2 separate regions of the Homo sapiens genome follow, and region 2 is linked to region 1. Evidence: chromatin contacts called from ENCODE Hi-C data. All regions are on one chromosome and are shown on one strand. Each heading gives the region's core, a stretch centred on a gene start or an enhancer-like site at or near the end of the contact. The rest is flanking DNA. Distances are from core to core; before and after follow the strand shown.

Evidence for each region. Hi-C counts contacts between places; a loop is a spot of excess contacts on that map. Pooled maps may share reads with other maps.
Region 2: a loop to region 1 is called in a pooled map, with 2.7 times the contacts of the local background. The contact joins the promoter of ANKRD2 here to the promoter of MARVELD1 in region 1. A Hi-C loop is called at or near these places in 2 of 168 maps with a recorded cell type or tissue (body of pancreas and pancreas) and 6 of 50 pooled maps.

What each region holds. Positions count from the first base shown.
Region 1 is chr10:97,711,857-97,715,688 of GRCh38, forward strand. It overlaps MARVELD1 (MARVEL domain containing 1), which reads left to right and starts at 1,874. Exons shown (of 2, transcript NM_031484.4): 1 at 1,874-3,832. The coding sequence starts at 2,021. The coding sequence ends at 2,542. RefSeq lists an enhancer at 2,186-2,235 and a silencer at 2,546-2,765.
Region 2 is chr10:97,570,996-97,574,827 of GRCh38, forward strand. ANKRD2 (ankyrin repeat domain 2) reads left to right here and starts at 1,784. Exons shown (of 9, transcript NM_001346793.2): 1 at 1,784-1,880. The coding sequence starts at 1,794. It overlaps UBTD1 (ubiquitin domain containing 1), which reads left to right. Exons shown (of 3, transcript NM_024954.5): 3 at 1-211. RefSeq lists a silencer at 3,737-3,832.

The DNA.
Region 1 (3,832 bases), core at 624-3,123:
TGCTCAGCCAGGCCAAAGGCCAGAGGACTCATCTTATGACCGGGAGATGAAGACTAGCTCTGCAGCGTGGGGTCAGCTGTAGGTCTGAGGCATGCACTGTCCCCAGGGTAAGAGGGGCACCCTCAGTTCCATTGCTGCCCCTGCAGCCACTCAGTCATCTGCTCCACGTATTTTACTCAGGGTCTCCTATGAGCCAGGCACAGGCAAAGATGGATAAGACATGATATCCAATAGTTATGATGTAGCCGACTCAACACTGCTGCAGAGGGATGGTCCAACTGGGGGCCTAGAAGAGCAGCCTCAGAGGCTGGACCAAAAGGAAGCAGCATTTAAACTGAGCCTTGAAGGATAAATAGGAGTTTTGCTGTCAAGTGGGGTGTGGGAATGAGGGCATTCTGAGCTTACTTGGGAAATTTGGAAAGGATTAGTGGGTTGTATGCTGGGTGACAGCATGGGACAGGGAAGGAAGTGGCAAGCCAGGAAGTTGGAAATTGGTTGGGGACAAATTGTGAAATAGGCCACACAGAAGAGACAGCTTCTGTCCTGTCTCAGTAGGGGAAGCAGTGTAACAAACATCAGGTCTGTCTTTTAGAAAGATGTCATGACCTGGCTTGGTGGTTCACGCCTGTAATCCCAGCACTTTGGGAGCCAAGGGGGACAGATCACTTGAGGTCAGGAGCTCGAGACCAGCCTGGCCAACATGGCAAAGCCCTGTCTCTACTAAAAAAAATACAAAAATTAGCTGGGTGTGGTGGCACTCGCGACTGTAGTCCCAGCTACTTGGGAGACCGAGGCAGGAGAATCACTTGAGGCCGGGAGGCGGAGGTTGCAGTGAGCAGAGATTGCTCCACTGCCCTCCAACCTGGACGACAGAACAGTACTCTACCCCACCGCCCCCCACCCCCCCCCCCACAAAAAAAAGGAAAAAGAAAAAAGAAAGATGCCATGGGCACAAAGGTTGAGCATGAAGGAGAGAAGAGAGACTGGTGGTAGTTACCAGCTTCCTGGTCTGAACCCAGGTAGGCTTCATTCCTCCTCAGCAAAATGAGGGGAGTTGCGTGTATCTCTGTGGTTGTTTTGAGGGTTAAATGAGAACTCAGGTAAAGCGGTGGCACGGAATAATAATAATGTAAAGCATCGTTAGCCTCCATCACAGGCAGTTCGGCCTAGTAGTTAAGTCCGTGGGCTTTGCTTCCTCTTGGCCCTGGGTTTGTGTCCCAGCCATGTTAGGTAGCGTATTTTGAATGTGGGCAAGACAGAAGGATGGCAAGGAAGGGTTGGATAAAAGAGGGTGTGGACAATAAGCTTGTGCCGAGTGGAACGAGTGGCGGTGCCTCTGGTGGGTGATGGACTCTTACTCCGACATGGGTAACTCGGACAGCTTTGGACAGGACGAGGCGGGCCCTGGCAGGAGACTGCGGATGTCCAGGTGACAGTGGATGCCAGTTCAAAACCAGCACTGCTCTCCTCCCGCGCCCAGGAAGAGCCCAGAGGCCCGGGGTGGGCGCTATGGCAGGAAAGAGGGAAAAGGAGGAGGCAGGGCGGGCAGGGGCGGCCCCAGATGTGGCAAACTTGGCGCAGCAGCGCACGGGCGGACAGGGCGGAAGGCCCGCGTCGGGCTGGGAGATGCGCCCTGCCCTGGCCCGAGGACGAAGGAATCCGAGCTGGGGGCCTGGCGCAGAGGGGAAAGGGGGGCGCCAGGGTGGTGAGCGAGATGGAAAGAGAGATGGCAGGAAGCCGGGAGGAGCGCGCGGGGGAGGAGACAGCCGAGGGGAAGGGGAAGGGAAAGGGGCGGGTGGGAAGGGTGGAGAGCTGGAGACAGAAGGCGAGGAGGGCCGAGGGGAGGAGAGAGGAGAGGAAGGGTGGGGAAAGGAGGAGAGGAAGAGAGGACTAAGAGGGGAGCAAGGCGAGGAGGCCGCGGCGGGCGCAGCGGGCACCTGGGCCGTGCTGCCCCCGCGAGCAAGGCGCCGCCATTCCGCTGCTCGGGGCGCCGCCGCCGCCGCCACCGCGCCCAGGGGCCATGCTCCCGCCGCCCCCGCGCCAGCCGCCGCCCCAGGCGCGTGCGGCCCGCGGCGCGGTGCGCCTGCAGCGGCCCTTCCTGCGCAGCCCGCTGGGCGTGTTGCGGCTGCTGCAGCTGCTGGCCGGCGCTGCCTTCTGGATCACTATCGCCACCAGCAAGTACCAGGGCCCCGTGCACTTCGCGCTCTTCGTGTCCGTGCTCTTCTGGCTGCTCACCCTGGGCCTCTACTTCCTCACGCTGCTGGGCAAGCACGAGCTGGTCCCCGTGCTGGGCTCGCGCTGGCTCATGGTCAACGTGGCGCACGATGTGCTGGCGGCCGCGCTCTACGGCGCCGCCACCGGCATCATGAGCGACCAGATGCAGCGCCACAGCTACTGCAACCTCAAGGATTACCCGCTCCCCTGCGCCTACCACGCCTTCCTGGCGGCCGCCGTCTGCGGCGGCGTCTGCCACGGCCTCTACCTGCTTTCGGCGCTCTATGGCTGCGGGCGTCGCTGCCAGGGCAAGCAGGAGGTGGCGTGAGGCCGCCCGCGCCCGCCGCGGCCCCGATCGGGGCGGGGGAATCCCCGGAGACCAGCCTCCTTAATCCCTTCCCCCGCCGCCGCCCCGCGCGGGTGCGCCCTGGCACCCTCTCCCTGCCCTCCAGCGTTTCCACTGTCGCCCGCGCCCGGGAACCCTGACGCTCAGCTCCCGCCCGACGGCAGCGCCGCCGCCGCCCAGAATCCCAGCCCAGAATCCCGACCGCCGCGCCGGACGCGCCGTCTCCCGGGACAAGCGCAGGCTGCGATCCGAGGGGCTGACACACACTCGCAGACGAGCCGCCCCGAGGCGAAACCTCGCGGTTCCTCTTCCCTTCCCTGCTGAGACTAAGACGTGGACAGGGGCCGCGCAGATCCGGGGGAGGCTCCCAAATTGGAACCAGGCTTCTGGCTGCCCCCTTCCCTCCCGCCCCGTGGTCGGAAGAGCACTCCCTTCCCTGGCCCCTCATCCAGCCTCCGGTGCTGTAAAACGCAGGCGCTGGGCCGCGGGCGGAGCTGAGGACAGGCCTTGGCTGGTCCCAGGATGAGCGACGAGTTTGGTTTTAGCTGGGGATTGTGCTGGCATCCTGCGAAGCTCCTCCCAGCCGGTCTCTCTGTGCTCGGTTGTCTTGGGGTGGGGCCCATCCGCCGAGGTGGGGACCGATAGGAGAAGCCGGTGGGTTGTACCCTTACACTTGTGGAGTCTCCTCTTGCCTCTACCTACTCCGCCTTTGTCCTTAAGGTTTTTGCAGGCCAGTGCCAAACACACACTAACTGTCCTGGCCTCTCCGTGACACAAGTCTCTTCCCAGCCTTCCTCACAGGCTTCTGCCGCCCCCCTCATCTCCACCCTCCCCCATATCTGTTTGCATTAGGAGTTCCACGACCATGGTGGAATGTTAAGGTGAACCCCACCCCTTCTTACAGATGGGGACCCAGAGCCTGCTCTTGGGAACAGCCAGAGTAAGATTGGAACCCAGACTTGCAGTCCAGCGCTGTTTGCATTAAAAGGGTGGGTGAGTCAGGACCCCTGGCTCAGGAGCCGCCTCTCCTAAAAGAGGGTTTCAAGGCCAAATGGGTTTGTCAACGGTGCTGTCTCCCTTTCTTGGAGATGCTCATTAGCTTATCAAAGACTGAGAAGTCCCGCTGTTACAGAAATAATTTAGTTTGCTGTATTAACTGCTCCTGGGCCTGGAGCAGTATTCCCACCTTAAGATTCCCAGCATCCCTGTGCTGTCCCGGCTCTCATTCATGCCGAAGGGCCCAACCCATTGGCTGTGTTCTGTTTGAAGATT
Region 2 (3,832 bases), core at 534-3,033, 140 kb before region 1:
GCGGGCCTCTGCCTCTCCCTGCCCCCAGCACAATTGGCAGAGATGAGGCGGGTGGTGGACAGCTGGGCTGTCGTGGCAGGGTCTGCACAGGGCCATGTCCTGGCTGTAACCCAGGCAGTGGGAGGTCTGCAGCCTGGTCATGGCCTCCACAGCAGGTCCCTGTGGACAGACATATCTGCATATTTATCAATAAAGCCTTTTGCTCCTTCTCGCTTGCCTGGCATTTGACTGAATTCTCCTGCAGCTCTGTGGGGCCCCTGGAGCTGTTCTGGTATGGGAACAGGTGGATGCCTGGCCTCCCCAGCTGCTCTGGGCATGCAATCTCCAGCAGAGTGAGCCTGGAACTGCCAGTCTTCTGGGCCCTGATCCCAGCTCCCCTGGTGTCCTCATGAGTCCTCAGGAAAAGCCACTCTTTGCTTTTCTTTAAAGCAGAGCCATGCTGCCTGCCCTGCCTCCTCCATCAGTTGCTGGGAGGATTAAGCAGGAAGACAGATGTGAAAGTGCTTGCAAGGCGAAGACAGCACCTCAGGAAGGTGGTCTGCTCCTGCAGCAAGAGGGGCTAACTTCCGGCCCTGGAGACGCTGTAGCCATCGTGATGTTAAAGCAAAATCTCTGACAGATTTAGATCGTGTGTCAGAGGTTTGTGTCAGCTTCCCAGCAAGGGAACCAGAAAGGAAAAGGAACCGGTTCCTCATGCTTCCTAGGGGAATGCATGCATATCTGAAGAGAAGGGAATCTTATATAAGGCTGTTTAGCTAAGGGCAGCCACCAGCCAGGTGAGCCTTACAGAAGCACAGGGCTGGGTGTCTGCAGTTCCCTAGCAGATTAACCTGGGTCACAGTGACTCAGAGCTCCAGCATGCGAGTTCCAGGTGTGGAACTGAGCAAGTACAGATCTGCTTTTGCTCCACTTGGGAGTATTTTTCCTTCTTAGTGAGCATGGGCAGCCTCCTGGCCAGGGAAGTCTGGCACTGTCTGGGCCTGACAGGGAAACCCTGGGAGGGTAGAAGGATCCAGAGTAGCTGCTGTTCCTCGCTAGCTGGGCTTAGTGCTTTCCGGAGACCCCTTTCTTGAAGCAAGACTCTGTAAGCCCTGCAGAGGTCCCCTGAGCACTTACCAAGAGAGGAGACAGATTGGATAAGGTTTGTTCATGACTAAAAGTCACCCAGCCAAATGCAGTGATGCTTAACGGGGAAGCATGTGGGACCCCGGAGAGCCGAAGGCCAGCGTGAGCTGTGATCAGAGAGGGAGACAGCTGCCCTTCCTGCTACCACGGCCCTGGCCTGGACAAGTAGAGTGTGACCCTCCTCACAGCCAGCAGGGCCTGTCTGCAGGACAGCCTGGGAGTACAGAACTGTCCTGGGTCCCCCGTTTGGTTTTCAGGCCCTCTTCCTGGAGCTGGCTGAGCAGGGTTTCCAGGCATCCAGCAGGTGGCACTGTCATCTGGGCTGGAGCATGCAGCCAGCAGTTCCCTTTTGCAACTCAGTTGCCTTGGCTAAGGCCCAACCAGTCCCAAGTGCTCAGGACAGAGGCTGGACGGGCTCCTTCCTGCACCCCTGCTCTTGGGACACAGTGCCCTCCGGCTCTAATAGGCCAGGAGTTGGGGGGGCAACTGGCTCTGCTCCCTGGCCCTGGCTCCCCCTGCTCCCTGGGGCTGCCCGAGGTGAAGGTGACAGGTGGGGGAGGCAGGTGGAGAATTGGGCCAGTGAGCTCATGGCAAAGGCGCCCAGCTGGGCAGGGGTGGGTGCTCTGGCCTATAAAGCCCCCGAGGCCCTGTGGCCTGCAGAGGCGGTTATGGACGGCACCATGGAGGACTCCGAGGCGGTGCAGAGGGCCACAGCGCTCATCGAGCAGCGGCTGGCACAGGAGGAGGAGAATGAGGTGCGAGCAGGGGTGGAGGTGCCCAAGGGGGTCTGAGGAGATCCAGTTCTGCTGTCAAGGGGAGGGAGATCCTGTCTGCTACACCTGTGGTGGGGAGGGGGGCAGATGTCCCCAGGGGCCCAGTTGGGCCTCATTCCTGTCCCAGGGTATTACTGGCAGGGGGTATTGCTGGCAGCAGAAGACTGAGGCTTCAGCCTTCAAAATTAAGTCAGTGAGATGGGGAGCTGGGCTGGGCTTCCTAAGACTGCTCACCCTCCTGGGCCTTGAGAGACAGTGGGCTGTACAAAGCAGACAGCTGGGTGCTGCCTGGGACTTTCAGGAATGTGTGGCCCTGTGATGCCCCAGTGACTGAGTGGGAGGCTGGGGCAGGGGAAACTCCAGTATTTGGCCAGTGAAGAAGAGAGTGAGGAAGGGATGCTGGGAAATGAAGCATGGATTTTGCCAGCCTGCTGGCCACCCTTGGGGAGTCCTTTGGCGTGTGGTGTTCTGGGCAATTGCATTTTCTCTGGGATAAGGAAGTGGAGCGGTGGCAGGGGGTGCTGGCTTGTCCTATTCTGCATTTTTTTTTTTGAGACGGGGTCTCCCTCTGTTGCCCAGGCTGGAGTGCAATGCATGATCTTGACTCACTGCAACCTCCGCCTCCTGGGTTCAAGCGATTCTCCTGCCTCAGCCTCCCGAGTAGCTGGGATTACAGGCATGCACCACCATGCCTGGCTAATTTTTGTATTTTTAGTAGAGATGGGGTTTCACTCTGTTGGTCAGGCTGGTCTCAAACTCCTGGCCTCAGATGATCCACCCACCTTGGCCTCCCAAAGTACTGGGATTACAGGTATGAGCCACCATGCCCGGCCCCTACTCTTCACTTTATTTAAACTAATACTTCATCTAGTGTTGGCTCTGCCAAGAGCCCAGAGCTGTAGAAATGGGTGGACCAATAAGGGTCAGACCCTGCCTTCTTTTTACCAACCCAGGATTCATTTTAGCCCATTTGTTGGTTTCATAGTCAACTAAGAAACAAGGCAAAGGGAAGAAATGACTAAATAGAGGTGTGAATCAGAAGTGGAGGAACACAAGGGGCTCATGAATTGTTCTGAGGGCCTTCAAGGACTCCTCTGTGGACAGGGCCAGGTGCAGTGGCTCAAGCCTGTAATCCCAGCATTTTGAGATCTGAGATCCGAGGTGGGCAGATCACTTGAAGTCAAGAGTTCGAGACTCACCTGGCCAACATGGTGAAATCCTGTCTCTACTAAAAATACAATTAGCCAGGAATGGTGTCAGGCACCTGTAATCCCAGCTACTCAGGAGGCTGAGGCAGGAGAATTGCTTGAACCTGGGAGGCGGAGGTTGCAGTAAGCCGAGATCGCACCACTGCACTTCAGCCTGGGTGACAGAGGGAGACTCCGTCTCAAAAAAAAAAAAAAGGGGACTCCTCTGTGGACAGGAGGATACCTGAGCTGGGCCTTCAAGGGGACTCAGTGGAGTCCAGGATGGTGGAGGGTATTCCAGCCTCAGGAAATGCAGGAGCTGAAGTTTCCATGAGTGAAAGCGTGGCTGTCTTGATAAAGTCTGGTAGTAGGGGCTAAGGCTGGAAAGACACAAGCCAGAGAGGGCCATGTAAAAGATATTTATTCTGTGGGCAGTGAGGAGCCACTAAATGTTATTGAGTGAGGGAGATTGGTGTCATCTGACCTATTTTAGGAAAGCAGCTCTGATGGCCCTGAGAAGGACTTGTTGGAAAAGGCTGGCCCTAGCAGGAATGGAGGGGAGGAGATAAATCAGGTTGGAGGTAGATGCCATTCAAAAAAAGGAGTGTGACTGAATGAGGGGTGAGGAGGAAGGAAGGGTCAAGACCCCAAGGGAAGAAGGGATGAGGTCAGGAAAGAGCTTGGAATGAGCCCTGGCTGGGGCAAGCATCCCTGGATCTCTAGGAATCCCACTTCTCCCTCCCCCAA